Regions from separate parts of the Homo sapiens genome. Here region 2 is linked to region 1. A link is a loop called in an ENCODE intact Hi-C map of the cell type or tissue named here. Cell type or tissue: CD4-positive, alpha-beta T cell. All regions are shown on one strand. Each heading gives the region's core, and the rest is flanking DNA. Links, peaks and the distances in the headings are about the cores only.

Region 1 (8,159 bases), core at 1,328-6,327:
GTGATCACCAAGAACCCACCATTGTTCACTAAGAACAAATCATGGCAGGTTAACTTCATTTGCCTTTGAGCTAAAATTTACTATACTGATAAATTAAGGGACTACTCCCAAACATAGCACTTATTAATTTCAACCAGGCATTCAACAAAGTATCTCAAGTGGATTCACACCTGGTTGAATATTGCATTCAAAGACTGACAGGCTTGAGGAAATGTTGTGCCATTAGAATCAGGGGTTCTGCCCTCAGCTTGTGACCTGCTCAGTTGGTTGCCAAATTTGTTTTTACCGGCAGAGGTAAAAACAAATTTGGATTTGAGCCCATGTGATTTTCCCCCCATTATGCTCTGTTGCCGACAGACAGAGGAAAGTGATAGAAGGTTGAAAACTTTAAAACCATTCTATATCAGGAAATGTTAACGGAACAGTCAAACTCAGCCTGAAGAAGTGAGAAAAGGACCACCCCACTTATAGAGGCTGCTCAGAAGTCACTGTCTTTTTTCTGGCCCTTAAATGCTGTATAGGACATTTCTTCCTATTCTCCGTAGCCTCATTGCAGCATTACACATTACTGACCACATTACCAACTTTTTTGTATCATCGTCCCTTGGTTTCCACAGTGTTACACTATCTCGGTTTTATACGTTTCTTCATATCCTTTTCTCTGTTTGATTATTAGTTAATCCATTTCCTCTGGCAACTGGATTGAAACAAAGTTCAGTCCTTAACCTCTGCTCTTCTATCCCTTGGAGCAGCTGTATTACTTCTGCACTAATTGTTCCTAAATCTATAAACTCAAATTTGACCACTTTCCTAAGTTCAAGTCCCACTTAAGCGATTGCTTGATGGACGTGTATATTTAGAAGTCTGCAATCATCTCGAACTCAAAACATCTAAAACATTACTGATCTTTCTAGAACTCCTGCTTCATCTTGGCTTCCTTAATTCCATCAATGGCACTGCTGTTTCCTAGGTCAAAACTTGAGAGAAGGCACTGACTTTCCATAACCTTTTTTTTCATATCTAGTTAGTCACCAATTTGTGTCAATTCCTCACTTATAGATTCTTTTGAATTTGTCCATTAATACCCATTTCCTAAGCCAAGTGTGGGTTAAATGACTGCATAGTCTTTCAGCTTGTTTTTCAGCTCCCCTTTCCAATATCCCCTGCATGGCACCATAAGATCAACCATCCGAAAGGGAGGAGTATGACTCTTTCATTATGTCTTTCCCTTTCTCACTAGTGGCCTGCCATCCTGCAGCTGAAAGACTTTCTTATTTTCTTGTCTTTCAAATTCTAACCTGCCTTCAAAGTCCAACCAAACTTCTTTTCCCTTCCATGATGTTTTGAATCCCGACTCTGCCACCTAGTAGCTGGATGACCTTGGGCAACCTACTTAAGCTCTCTGTTTCTGTTTGTTCATCTAAAAAGAAGTGAATATTCTAATAATGCCTGCATCATAGGATTGTGAGGAGAATTAAATGAGTTAGCATCTGGTTAGAGCACTCAGAACTGGTAATGGCTATATAACACATTAAATAAATACAAATGTGTATGTTCCCTAAGTATGCCAAATTGGAATATATCTCTTACCCTATGTTCACTACTAATATATCATAGATATAACCTTTATCTCCTCCATTTATTAAATTATGTTGTCGCTTACACTCCCAAGTAGGACATCTGTTAGCCACACATGGTCTGAAAGCTCATTGAAAGTAAAGGTCACATCATGTGTTTCTTTATATCTCCACAGTCCCTACTATCAGCCTTACCTACTGGAGCTATGCACGTAATGATTTAAGCATTGATTTGCTCCTGGCTTTCTGGATGTGCACCCAGATTCTCTAATTCTCAATCTCACCATCTCTGCTTTATTTCTAAACCTCCCCTCACTGATCTTCTCCAGGGGCTTGGTGTGTGTGCTACAATCCACCTCTCTTGTTAGCCATCTCTGAGCGCTACATTTATCAGGGACAGTGGGTGTTGGCAGGCAGACAAGAAACACAAATCTGTAGACAGCGCCACCACAAGCCAATCTTGCCAGTACAATTCCGCAGTTTGCTGACAGACGTGTGGTGATTTTCCAAGCCTCTAATATGGAATACCATAGGGCCTTTAAGGAGAAGTAGTTGAAGATTGGGGCAGCTGGCGATTTCCCCTCCATTTTCTATCTTTGAAAGGGCATGTGCCTGACATTTGACTCTAAAATGATCTGGGATGCCATAGCTGTCACATAAAGAATGGTCTAGCAATAGAGTGAAGTTTTGGATTGGAGTGGTGTGAATGCTTCAGCAAATCTTCTGAAGACCATCCAAAGCCACACATAAATAATGAGTTTGGAAGGGCAACAAGAATGCATGGGATGTGGCCTTCTGAATCACCCATATAGTGTTCCTGGAGTGGTGGGATATTTAGGATAAAGGATCATTCGCAAAAACTCATCAGGGTGTGTGTGGGGGGTGGGGGAGCAGGAATTATTTGAGCACAGCGTTCCAGTGCAGTTTGAATTTCCACACAAATCCTCACCCTGATGCTGTGACCTCAGCTGAAGCAGAACAATCAGTGTGGGGGTGGATAATTTCCACAAATTCATGAACTGTTTTACACTAAAGCAAGCTCAGACATCCTTAATCAAAAAGCACTTCTAACCACACATCAGTGAGTGTGTAAGATAGCCCCCTCTTTTTCATAACGATGGTGTACTTTTTTTTTTTTTTTTTTTTTTTTTGAGATGGAGTCTGGCTCTGTCGCCCAGGCTGGAGTGCAATGGTGCAATCTTGGCCCACTGCAAACTCTGCCTCCCAGGTTCCAGTGATTCTCCTGCCTCAGCCTCCCCAGTAGCTGGGACTACAGGCCCTTACCACCATGCTCAGCTAACTTTTGTATTTTTAGTAGAGACAGGGTTTCATCATGTTGGACAGGATGGTTTCGATCTCTTGACCTCATGATCTGCCTGTCTTGGCCTCCCAAAGTGCTGGGATTACAGGCATGAGCCACCGCACCTGGCCAGCTAGGGCTTACTTTATGGTCTAGGGAGTTTCATGGGAGTCAAAAAAGAAGTCACACAAATGCTGCTCTGATAATTTTGTCAACTGGGTGGAAACGACAAGTTGCAAATCTCCTTATTGTTTTGTCCCTCCACACTTATGTCAAGAGTAGCTATTGGCCAAGTTCACTCCATGAAGAGTAAATCATTCCTCTGGCCCAACAAAAGGTTCTTTTGCAACACATAACATTTGTAAGCTAGTGATGGGCTCAATGGACACTGGCCAAGAACTTTAATCATCTGCACCACATGCCTAAAGGGCTAACTCACCTCAAACAGGCTTACAGAATGAAATTCAGACCCTGGAAAATTCTGGCTCTAAAGACAGGAAGCTCCACCTCTAGAAGGCTCTCCACGCTTCAGACTTTTGTTTCTTCATCCATCCTATCCTGTATTTCCTCATGCTGAAGCCTTCATTTCTTGAGAACCAGGGTGGTCCCAAAGCAGCAGCACCTGTGTTTTACAGGTGAATTTGAGCTATTTGGCTTTGATACACCTTTTCCAGTTTGTGTTTTGCTGTAGGAGTTTTGTTATTGTAGACTCTCTGTAATTTGCCTTCTGTTTACCTCTCCAATGCGAACTAACTTCTCCTCCACCCTACTCACACTCCACACAAGCCATTCACACAAATACTCTATGATTCCCCACTCCCACCATTTTTTCTATTTGGTCAGTTTTCCCAGAGGCGCGATCTGATCACTCACCCAGGAATGCATTTGGAGGCTGAGACAGATGACCCTCACCAATGAATATGAATGAATGTTTAGTTAGTATTCACAGGAAGCTGAGATTCTCAGGAAGAGAAGACATTGCGAAGAATTCCAATGATGAGAAGGAGAACAATTAGGGGTGGGGTTGGGGGGTAGTTTGGGGCTTTTTTATGTTTAGATGAGAGGCCAAGTTTGGGGGCTTCACGCATGGTAGGCTAGAGGCTGCACTGTTTGAAATTCCAGCCAGCTCAGAGAGGTCTTTCTTGTCAGGTATCAAAGGCAGTGGTGGAGAGGATGGTTGAGCACAGAAGGGATTCCAGGATCCTGCCAACACTCAAGTGCCAAAGTTGGAGTCATCCCCTTTATGACACTTGCAAACCTCTTCACTTTCACACAAGCAGCCCCTCCTTGGGACACACGCCAGCTTGTCCCCCCAAAACTCCCCTTATGAGCCACCTCCTCTAGAGCCCTTTCCTGACTCTCACTCAGCTGCAATGGACCATTCTCTTCTCTGCTACAATCATGTTCTGTGCTTGCCTCTATTTTTATAGTACCTATCATATTTGATCTTTGCAGTAGATTGAATTGTGTTCTCTCAAAAGATATATCCAAACCCTAAGCCCCATTACTTTATGAATGTGACCTGATTTGGAAATAAGATATTTGCAGATATAATTAAGTCAAGGGTCTTTGGATGAGGTCATCCTGGGTTTAGCATGGGCTATAAATCCAGTGATGCGTCCTTATAAGATAAAGGAGAGGGATATGTGACACAGAGACACAAGGAGAAGGCCAAGTGAAGCCGAACACAGAGATTGGAATTACGCAGCTACAAGCCAACGAATCCCAAGGACTGCCAGCAGCCACCAGAAGCCAGGAGAGAGGCATGGAATGGATTCTTCTGCAAAGTCTCCAGAAAGAACCAACCTTGCTGACGCCTGGATTTCAGACTTCTGTCCCCCAGAACTGTGAGAGGTTAAGTGGAGGCTTTTTCAAGCCACCAAGTGTGTGATAATCTGCTATAGTAACCCTAGCAAACTGATCACTTTATAATCATCAGTCTGGATTTTTATCCTTATCACAAGAGCTGTGTGCTCCCAGAGGGCAGAGGTTGTCATTTGTTCATCTTTGGATCCCTCCAGCCTAGCACAAGTGCCTGACACAAACAGAGGCGCATCTGAAAAAAAAAAAAAAAAAAAAAAAAAAAAACAGCCCAAACCAAATGAATGCAGAGGCAAAAGGACCACAGAAATTCTCTCTACAGCAGGAGGACTTCTATTGAATCTATCAGCTATGGTGAAATCATGAAGGGCTCCATGTGAAAAATCAAGAGTACACCACAGGTTGCACTTTAGGTCAGGCTGTTTCTTTACTTTTTGCCTGCAGGTGGACTTCTAGAACTATTGGGTGATGGGAAAAGTCCATGCACCAGTCTACACAGGCACTAAAGTACTTTGGCATGCATCCAACCTTTCTCTCTGAGTCCATGTTAATCAGGTTTACCCAGGAGATAGACAAGTAGCTTGGGTACTCTGATTTAAACCGCATGCCCTCGCGGGAGTCCCTAGAATGAGAGTTCCAATGCTGCAGAGAATCTGTTGTTTGGTTTGGGTGCTTTCTTCTCTCACTGAGCAAAAAGATGGGTTTTTTTCCTCAGGAGGAGGTGAGTGAGTGAGGATAAAATTATTTACTTAGGGACCACCTAGGCCAGGTCTGAAAATTCAGCCCAGGTGGGAAACTTCAGTCCAGTGAGGGTTCTTTGTTTTTGTTAAAGAAAAAGAAATTGCAGATGGACAGCCGAGGAGCATTGGAGCAGATGTCTGAGGCACAAATCCCTGAAGCAGACCCAGGGACCACTGCCCTTTCCTGCTTTCCATCGCCTCATTTTACAGGTGACAAACAGCCTGGCCACTTGTTTAAAGCTCAGGATTTTCTTTTTCCTCCTTCTCTTCTCTTACCCTTTTTTTTTTCTAAAAACCACAAGAGTGTTAGGTGATTTTTCCCTCCCTGCCTAGGGAACATTTATTACAGATGCTTAATCTTTCCCCTCTCCTTGGGGCAGCTCAGGCCCTCATACCAGGAAGGAGCTGAATCGTTGCCTTGGCAGAAACACTGCCCACACAAAAGGGGTAGGTGTTTTTAATTTTATCTTGTTCTATAAGGCAGGCATGGGTGAGAAACAAGCAGTGAGTGTGCACTGAGCAGGCAATGGGAATTAGAAACCATGGAATGGGTACAAAAGAAATTAAAGGATCTTTCCCTGACTTCAGTGAGCTGTCAGACCAACAGACAGACATAAAGGGAGTCAGAAAAATAGAATGTTTTTTGCTAGCAGATGTGTAAAACCTGTAGTATTAGTCCATTCTCATGCTGCCATAAAGAACTGCCCAAGATTGGGTAGTTTATAAAGGAAAGAGGGTTAATTGACTCACAGTTCTACATTGCTGGGGAGGCCTCAGGAACCTTACAATCATGGCAGAAGGCAAAGGAAAAGCAGGCACCTTCTTCACAGAGCAGCAGGATTGAGTGTCAAGTGAAGGGAGAAGCCCCTGATAAAACCATCAGATCTCATGAGAACTAACTCACTGTCACAATAATAGCATCAGGAAAACCACCCCCATGATTCAATTACCTCCACCTCGTCCCACCCTTGACACGTGGGGATTACTGGAATTACAATTCAAGGTGAAATTTGGGTGGACACATAGCCAAACCATATTATTCTGCCCCTGGACCCTCCCAAATCTCCTGTCCTCACATTTCAAAACCAATCATGCGTTCCCAACAGTCCTCCAAAGTCTTAACTCACATCAGCATTAACTCAAAAGTCCACAGGCCAAAGTCTCAGCTGAGACAAGGCAAGTTTTCAAAACTAATTATGCCTTCCAAACAATTGCCTGAGGTCTTAACTCATTCCAGCATTAACTCAAAAGTTCACAGTCCAAAGTCTCATCTGAGACAAGACAAGTTCCTTCCACCTATGAGCCTGTAAAATCAAAAGCAAGTTAGTTACTTCCTAGATACAATGGGGGTATAGGCATTGTGTAAATACACCCATTCTAAATGTGAGAAATTGGCCAAAACTAAGGGGCTACAGGCCCCATGCAAGTCCAAAATCCAGTGGGGCAGTCATTAAACCTTAAAGTTCCAGAATGATCCCCTTTGACTCCATGTGTCACATCCAGATTATGCTGATGCAAGAAGTGAGCTCTCATGACCTTGGACAGCTCTACCCTGTGGCTTTGCAGGGTACAGGCCCCCTCTCAGCTGCTTTCATGGCTGGCATTGAGTGTCTGCAGTTTTTCCAGGTGCATGGTGCAGCCTGTTAGTGGATCTACCATTCTGGGGTCTGGAGAACAGTGAGCCTCTTCTCACAGCTCCACTAGGTCATGCCCCAGTGGGGACTGTATGTGGGGGCTCCAACCCTACATTTTTCTTCCATACTGCCCTGGTGGAGGTTCTCCATGAAGGCTCTGCCCCTGCAGCAAACTTCTGCCTGGACATCCAGGCATTTCCACCCATCCCAAACCTCAATTTTTAAGGTTCCCAAACCTCAGTTTTTGACTTTTATGCACCCACAAACCCAACACCATGTGTTAGCCACTGAGACTTAGGGTTTGCACCCCCTGAAGCAATGGCCTGAGCTGTGCATTGGCCCCTTTTAGCTGTGGCTGGAGCTGAAGCAGCTGGGATGCAGGGCACTGTGTGCTGAGGCTGTATAAAGCAGGGAGGCCCTGGGCCCTGGGCCAGGAAACCATTTTTACCCCCTGGCCTCCAAGGCTGTGATAGGAGGGACTGAAGGTCTCTGACATGCCCTGGAGACATTTTCCTCGTTGTCTTGGTGATTAACTTTCAGCTCCTTGTTAGTTATGCAAATTTCTACAACCAGCTTGAATTTCTCCCCCAGAAAATGGGGTTTTCTTTTTTGTGGCATCATCAGGCTGCAAATTTTCCAAACTTTTATGTCTGCTTCCTCTTGAGTGCTTTGCCACTTAGAAATTTCTTCTGCCAGATACCCTAAAACATCTCTCTCAAGTTCAAAGTTCCACAGATCTCTAGGGCAAGGGCAAAATGGCACCAGTCTCTTTGCTAAAGTATAACAAGAGTTGCCTTTGCCTCATTTCCCAACAAGTTCCTCATCTCCATCTGAGACCACTTCAGCCTGGACATGTCATTGTCCATACCACTATCAGCATTTTGGTCAAGCCGTTCAACAAGTTTCTAGGAAGTTCCAAACCTTCCCACATCTTCCTGTCTTCTTCTGAGCCTTCCAAACTGTTCCAGCCTCTGCCTGTTACCCAGTTCCAAAGTCCCTTCCACATTTTTGGGTATCCTTATAGCAGCACCTCACTCTACTGGTACCAATTTATTGTAGTAGTCCATTCTCATGCTGCTATAAAGAA
Region 2 (8,159 bases), core at 1,873-6,872, 120 kb after region 1:
CACCCCGCTGCACTCCAGTCTGGACGACAGAGTAAGATCTTGTCTCAAAAAAATAAAAATAAAAAGGCCAGAACATTATGAGTCCAGGTGTACAGCTCACTGAGGTCCCAGCTTTATTCAGGGCTATCCGGGATAACACTTACACCACCTAGAGCAATAATAAAGGATTTGCTTTGATTGGACTATTGGAGTGTGCCCAGACATTGTATTTTGGGTATTTACATATGTATCTTCATATCTTCTGTGTAAGCCCTATTTATTATCTCTTTAAACTGAGTTTTTAACAACGACTGTGAGATGGAACATTCAAGGTTATAAAGGTCATATATTCTGTCAAGAATTTGGGGAACAAATATTCAGTATTGCTGAAATTTTTCTAATGCTGACCCCAATAGCCTTTTATGAAAATTAATGTTTTACCAGAACAGAACATGCGTCAGAAAATGCTTAGAGGAGCAAAGGCAAATAAAACAATCCTTCAGCACACTGGATTTCTGAACCACTGCCCCATTCTCACCATTATCCCAGGTAATTGGTAATTTATACTATTCTGGAGCACTGCAATGCCAAGAGAGTGAGAAGTGTGAATGTTTTTACCAATTTTAAAGTTATAACAATGAGATAGTGCTACATGGCCAACGGGAGCCTAAGTGTAAATGAACCACTGTGGTTTTATGCATTGAAAGTTACAACAAAGCTGCCCTGTTGACATTGTCTGAGTGTACCTTTCATTATCTAAGGGTGGTTAGTTGTACTTACCAGATTTTGTGAATGACTGTGCTTCCTTTCCATAGCCAGGATGTCCCAGTATGTCCTTTCCCTTGGTTCTAGCTCCATATCTGCTTTCCTCTGGCATTTCCAGCAGTCTAATTTCCCTAGCATTCATGCTGATTCTCTGAAAGAAACAAGGGTCCTCTTTCTGATTCCTTTATAGCAGAGATTCTCAACCCCTAGTGCACATCAGAATCACCAGGGAAGCTTTGAAAAAGCCCTCCATCCAGGTTGCATTGACCTCAGCCACTCTTGGATGGAACTTTCACAAGACAGAGGTACAGCAGAGACCAGGAGAGGACACCATGAACATGGGCCCCAGATCCCTGGAAAGAAGGGATAGTGAGGAGGGAGGCTGATGAAGGAGTGAAGGACCTGTGCTCTAGAAGGGAGGAATGTAATTCTGTAGCCATGGCTGCAAATATATGGCAACCCCCAGACACAAAGAACCCTGCTCTTTCACCCCTTTCTGCACATCCTGCCTCCAGCCATCAGACCAGTCTGGCCTCTGAAATCCATTAACACTAGACTTAAATGACTGCTGTCAGAGAAGGTCCAAAAGAGAAAGAGTGAGCAATGAGACAACAAACCCTTATAGAAAGGACTGAGGGTGGGGACAAAGGTAGCCATGGAAGGAATTCCTCCATTCTAAACCAGCCTTGACCATGGCCTTGCAACTCTTGGACGATTCCCTTTTATGCCAGCCCTGTGTTGATGGTGTTTTGGAGAAGATGGTACTGTTGGTTGTATCTCCACAGTCCTTGAACCAGGGGCCCTCAAATATACTGGAGGGAAGATTGGTGGCTTGGGATGCAGAGGGGATAGAGTCAGAAGTAAGTCTCAGCTTTTCTCAGATTCCTCCCTATTTTGAGGCATAGCGCAGGTCCCAACACCTAGGAGTAGGATTTATCCCTCTCTGCCAGCACAATCCCCTAACCACAGAGGTTTGCCCCCACAAAAGACAATCATTACTCTCTTTAGACTCAGGCAGTGTGGGAGGGATATTCCTTGTGAGAAACAGACTGGAAAAATGAAAATGAAAATACTGCATTTCCATCTTTTCCTTGGCCCCATAAAGAAGTCACAGTTAATGGCATACATTTAGAAGTGGTTATTTTTTAATGGAAATTTTATCTACATGTTACCCTATGAAAATGTGGCCTGTTTACAAAGCAAGAAGGTCAGTGTGGCAGTGTAACCCAATCATGCTTTGTAAATGAGTCAACTTTTCACTGGGCTATTATATATCGCACAGCATTTACACACGCTTGTTAAATGTTAGACATTCAAGACCATCAAGTTTAAAACGTTTGGGTACCGTGATTATATTTTATCATTACTTGTTAAGCATCCATAATCTAATATTAGGAATTTATGTAGGAACTGGAAAATTACCATGGAGAAAACTCATTAGAGATAGAAATTTGGGGCTGGGTGCAGTGGCTCATGCCTGTAATCTCAGCACTTTGGGAGGCCAAGGCAAGAGGATTGCTTGAGACCGGGAGTTCCAGACCAGCCTGGGCAACCTGGCAAAACTCTATATCTATTTTAATTTTAATAAATAAATAAAATATAGAGATAGTAATTTTGCCTGAAGAAAGAATGTATCATGAGCTGAACCCTGCCCCAAGAGTGGCCATTTCCACTCTGAATTCCTTCATTTTCTAGCAATGTACATCACCAGTGCTAGAGTTAGTCTGAGAACAGCTGTGAAGGAGTTAGGAAAGATTAATGAAAACATTTTCAAAAACTCAAGTCAAGCCATTTTATTGGGAAATGGGAAAGTATTTATTTTAATCCCTTGTTTGTGAGCTTGGAAGGAAATAATTATTTGCAAATTGTGGAATAAGAACAATGTAATATTTCTTTCAGTCTCTCAAAACTCAGGCATTTTCCTCATGGCAGACAAAAGCCTATTCTTGTCTAGTTCTCTGTCCTCATAAAAGGAGGCTCCAGTGTGCGGGCTTTGCTTTTTCATGGTGGAGAATTATTTGGGGTTGTGAAACCTGGAGTAAAGAACAGAAGAAGAAGAGTCTCACATTTTGAAGGTGTAAGAATTGTAGGAAGTGAGGGGGCAGAAAATGAGACTGCTAGCTGACAGTTTTCTTTTTCTGAATGATAGCTTTAGGTCACATGCAATGATTAATTAAAATAAACATTTAAAATGTTAGAAAATAGTATGTACCCCATATTAAGGACCAATTATGAAACAAGCCCTTTATCTATTATACACAAGAATATTTATAACAAATCTACAGAGTGGCTAATATCCTCCATTTTACAGATAGAAAATTAAGTTCACATATATAATTACCAGCCTAAGGCCATACATCTAGAAAGTGACTCATCTGGAATTCAAACCCAAGCCTAGCTCTCTTACCAAATACTACTATCCCCTGATATTATCAAGAGTCACTAAAGGAAGTCAGGTGAGAATGGATCTTTATAATTATTTGTCTACCCATTCATTGATTCATTCATATTAGTCCCAGATTGCCTAACAGCAACATCACAGGCTTTGTCAAGTCTTAGACCTATCACTCGCTATCCTGGTGACCTTAGTGAAGTCACTTAACTCACTTAACTGTGGGTTATTGATTTAAAATAGCAATATTGTGATGGGACCAACTTCAAAGTGTTACAGTAGATTAGTGAAATGATCATTTGAAGTCCTTGGTTTGGTGCCTGGTATAGTAAGAACTCAATAGTTTTTATGTCAATGGTGGTGGTGATGACAATGATGATAATGCAGTGGTACTTGGAGTAGAGATGTCATTTCTCTACTAAGAAAAACCGACACTAGAGGGCTAAGTTAATGATCAGAGATCCTAGAATCCTGGAGCCCATAAGCATCTATAGGAGTCACTGTTCCTTGCCTTTGGCTGCAGATGGAACTGCAAACAATAGAGCCACATTAATGTGATGTGCTATGCATCTGGTTATTCACTGGCCCTTCAACATTAACAGTCTCTGTCTTGCTCATACATCTGGAAAAAGAGGGCAAATCTCACAGGCTCAGGCCCTGCAGACACCCAGATGATATGGTGGTGGGAGCATTTTCCAACATTCTCCACACCAAACTTAGCTTCTCTCCCAGGACGGTGCCCTCTCAGAACCCTTGCCAGTTTACTCACAGTCACCGACCCTCCAGGCTACGGGGAAATGAGGACACGGGGCCTGTTCAAGGGACTCCCTCTCAGCAGCCTTCATCCAGGTGTTTAGCACAGTGGAAACAGACAGCCATAGTTTCCTTTGGACAATTCGAGAAATTATTATTAAAGGGTGTGACACCCTCGATCTAGAAAACAGGTTGCCATAGGTTTTCTCAAGCAGTATTTGGAGCTCCAGGAGAGGATTTTGGAACCAAAGGGGAAACATGTTGGTTTCTTACCTGGCGAAGTCCTCTTCCCTCTCTCTAACCCCTCCACCTTCTAAGAGCACGTTGTCAGCTGCTCGCTCTGTCCCTATTCAGATGCTGCCCTGGAAGCCTCACTGTCATTACTCCACTTAGAATATGAGAAAGATCTCGACACTAACACCAGCTTCTTCAGCAGATTGATGACGTGGCTGCTAACAGGCTCTTCTCTTGGAGGTTTTCAATTTCAGCCAGAGTAAGAAGAGCTGGATAAGGACTTACAAATTCAGTTCCTTCTTCTTTCCATGTTCACTTGCACATGATGATTTTATTAAAGTGATATAGCATTTTTATTTGCCATGAAATCTTCATTCCACAATTTAAATGGGCTTCTGATGGCTTTACCTGTTAGGTGAACTTTTAGGAACTTTCATGACCCATGGTCTAAACTAGAAATGTTCGCCCTCTACTCTAGCTTAAAAATTGTATTTTAAAGACAGCACTAGGCTCTTCATGTGAAAATAAAGACAATATTGTAAAATGGTTGCTATGATGCTATTTTTTTCCTCTAAATTATGTCAATTTTGCTTTCACATTCCCATAAGGTGTGAGGGTTTGATGCTGGGTTCCACGTTGGGAAGATGGTGACAACACGCACTTTCTGCCACAGACCTGTGTGCACCTGGAGCCTGTTTACCACTGGGCAGAATTTGGAATAAGGGGCTGGTAGAGACGCAATACTTCAGGATACATACAAATTAACTGGCCCACAGCATCTAGTACTGGCATCTTTATTAATAAGATGGTAGAGGTCAGGCGCGGTGGCTCATGCCTGTAATCCCAGCACTTTGGGAGGCCGAGGCGGGCGGATCACGAGGTCAGGAGATCGAGACCATCCTGGCTAACACGGTGAAACCCCGTCTCTATAAAAATACCAAAAAAATTAGCCGGGCATGGTGGCGGGCGCCTGTAGTCCCAGCTACTCGGGAGGCTGAGGCAGGAGAATGGCGTGAACCCGGGAGGCGGAGCTTGCAGTGAGCCAAGATCGGGCCACTGCACTCTGGCCTGGGTGACAGAGTGAGACTCCGTCTCGAAAAATAAATAAGTAAATAAATAAATAAATAAATAAATGGAATTAAATGGTACAGGTGTTCCTTTGCGCTCATGAAATTTCCAAAGTATTAGAGATATAAAGTGTCCATGTGACTTGAGTGCTTATTATATCTAGACACTGTGACGTGGAGTATCTTATGTAATCTTCACAACAGCTCTGTCGTATAGGTACTATTATCTCCATTTTTGAGGGAACAAAGATGCAGAAAGGTGAAGTAACAGGCCTAAAATCATCAGCTATTGAATGGTGAAGCCAGTACTCAAACACACTTCACAGACCTCCTTTTTAGTCACCATGCTAGGCTGCCTCTGTGGGAGATCATGTGAGATCCTGACTCTTCTATTTACAAACTCTGTAATATTGCTCAAAATTGCCATTTCCACATCTGAAAAAGGAGAGTAGCAGTGGCTGCTACGTTAGGACTGCTTTAAGGATTGGAAGAGATTAATGTATATGATATGCCAAATATCTGTATATAGGCATTTGGTTTTTGGTAAGTACTACTAGGGCAAAGTGGTGAAACTCCCTGACTTCAGGAGCCCAATTTTCTATGGATTGTCCCTGTTTTGTCACTTACTCTTAGACTTCTGTTTCCTCCTCCATAAAATGAAAAGGTTGGGGTAGGGAGGTGTTCCCAGTAGAATGACCATAAGCTACTATGAGATTCAGGAATGGGAAATAAAATGATAAAAAAGAGAGTGAAGTTCACTGGCATCTCGCATCACAGAGGATGGAGAAAAAGGAGACTAAAAATTTTCTAGTTTGCCAGTGAGCTTGATAATACTACTAGTTCAATGACTCCGTAGTTAATGAAAACTGTATCTAATGTGTTTCCTGTTAATGCTTGTGGCAAATATATAAACAGTTTCAAGTAAATTCTCTTCTGTTTTCAGCATACAGTTTCTTTTTCAGTCCCATTCTACCAGGTATATATAGGATCCAAAAGAGTTGGTATCACTCCCCCACCCCACCTCCAAACACACACACACACACACACACACACACACACACACACTCTTTTCAAATTACTAAAAGGAAGTAACATACTTGCACATGCAATTTAGCTGATTACATGCAATTATAAGCATACATCTGCCATCCAAGCAGAGAGCTGCACTGGGTTCCATGCAAGGATAGGCAAAAATAGATTTATCTAAACCATGGTGGCCTAAGAATTATCGTACCAAATTTAAACTTTTGGAGGATATTCAGCTTTCCCAATGTGACTTCCTGTTTTGCAGAAAAGAGCTGGAAGAAATAATAATAAAAGAAAGCTCATATTCATTTCTGTTCACCAAGTGGCTTGTTCAAAACAACATTTTAATGATTTAAGTGTAAATGAATCAGAGGCATATGGATTAGATTTCCCTTAAAATGCACAAGATTTTTAAATGAGGGAGAGTGGAATAAAGAATTTCCCCAAATTTAGTGCTCCTTGGAATTGCCTTTTCTAATGTTATTAAAAATCGGTGGTGGTGGTGGTGGGGCGGGGTAGGGGTGCTGATTCACTTTGCACCGCCTTTGGCAAATAGGGGCGGGTGGGGACAAGGTTTCTAACATCTCCTTTAAAAGGAGGCCATACTTCTCCTTGGGCATCAACTAATTCATCCCAACCAGCATTTTTGATGAGTTAAGTGCAAATGAATCAGTAACATACGGATTGCATTTGAAATACACATGGGGTTTAAAAATGAAGGAAAAAAGTACTCGGTAAAGTATGTCTGGGGTTTTGCCAAACCCATAATGTTCAAAAAAAATAGTTTGAAACAATTGATGAATCCCTCCCAGGCCCTGCCAGCCTCACCAGGCACAGTAGAAGCATGGCTGTTTGGGTGATCACTCCAGTTACCTCTCCTTTAAACAACACTAGGGAACAGCCAGGTCCAAACGATGTCACCTGCTTAGTGCCTGGGTGGCTTCCTAATTTTAATATGCACATTTTCTACATGAAAGAGGATTAATTCCCAAATGACAGAGAGAGTTAACTTACTCCTCTTTTGAGAGCATGCAAATACAGTAGACTGTTCAGCCATTTGTTCTCCTAGATAAACATACAAGGTAATTGAACAGAGATCGGAATCTGTCCCTAAATGGGTTCTGCATCTTGCATTTGCTTTTTGGCTTCCTCATTTGGCACCTAAATTAAAAAGCAGTGACCTGGTGCTTAGCAGCCTGTGCAGAGTCCCACCCCTAAGCCAGTGGCACCCCACTTGTCACCTGTACGGACCTTGTTATCTTCCTTTCCTCCCAGATACTATATTTTGAACAATATTGTCTACACACCAGATGCTGTTATTGAGAAATAATTTTCTCATTTTCTTATTAATCAAAAACTGCCATTGTTAGAAGACCAACATGAAACACATTGAGTTGCTAGCATTTGAGTTAACAGAAAGAAAATATGTGTTAGTTCCCCTTTGCAGTTGAACCTGGGTAGCTCTATAACTCCAGTGAGTGTTTCTGACATTGTATTAGGGTTCTCTAGAGGGACAGGACTAATAGGATAAATGTATATATGAAAGGGAGTTTATTAAGGAGTATTGTCTCACACAATCACAAGGTGAAGTCCCACAATAGGCCATCTGCAAGCTGAGGAGCAAGGAAGCCAGTCCAAGTCCCAAAACCTCAAAAGTAGGGAAGCCAACAGTGCAGCCTCCAGTCTGTGGTCAACTGTCTAAGAGTCCCAAAGCTGAAGAACTTGGAGTCCCATGTTCAAGGGCAGGAAGCATCCAGCATGGGAGAAAGATAAAGGCTGGAAGACTCAGCCAGTCTAGTCCTTCCACGTTCTTCTGCCTGCTTTTATTGTAGCCATGCTGGCAGCTGATTAGATGGTGCCCACCCGGACTGAGAGTGGGTCTGCATCTCCCCGTCCACTGACTCAAATGTTAATCTCCTTTGGCAACACCCTCACAGACATAC

What was found. A loop is a pair of places that touch in the nucleus more often than their neighbours do. Peaks named below come from ENCODE experiments on the same cell type or tissue, not always from the same donor. Only the 100,000 strongest peaks of a DNase experiment are listed, where the experiment ranks them.
Region 2: it touches region 1 in a loop (4-fold over the local background); 2 of 110 quality-filtered maps call a loop at or near these places.

What each region holds. Positions count from the first base shown.
Region 1 is chr17:56,139,221-56,147,379 of GRCh38, forward strand. It overlaps a transcript of ANKFN1 not described here. Among named protein-coding and RNA genes, the nearest start is that of ANKFN1, 10 kb to the right of the region's middle. In CD4-positive, alpha-beta T cell, for the core only: no CTCF peak of the experiment used is centred there; no DNase peak of the experiment used is centred there.
Region 2 is chr17:56,253,693-56,261,851 of GRCh38, forward strand. All of the region lies in intron 3 of ANKFN1 (ankyrin repeat and fibronectin type III domain containing 1), which reads left to right. LOC124904035 (a long non-coding RNA gene) reads left to right here and starts at 39. Exons shown (of 2, transcript XR_007065856.1): 1 at 39-528; 2 at 4,244-4,667. In CD4-positive, alpha-beta T cell, for the core only: no CTCF peak of the experiment used is centred there; no DNase peak of the experiment used is centred there.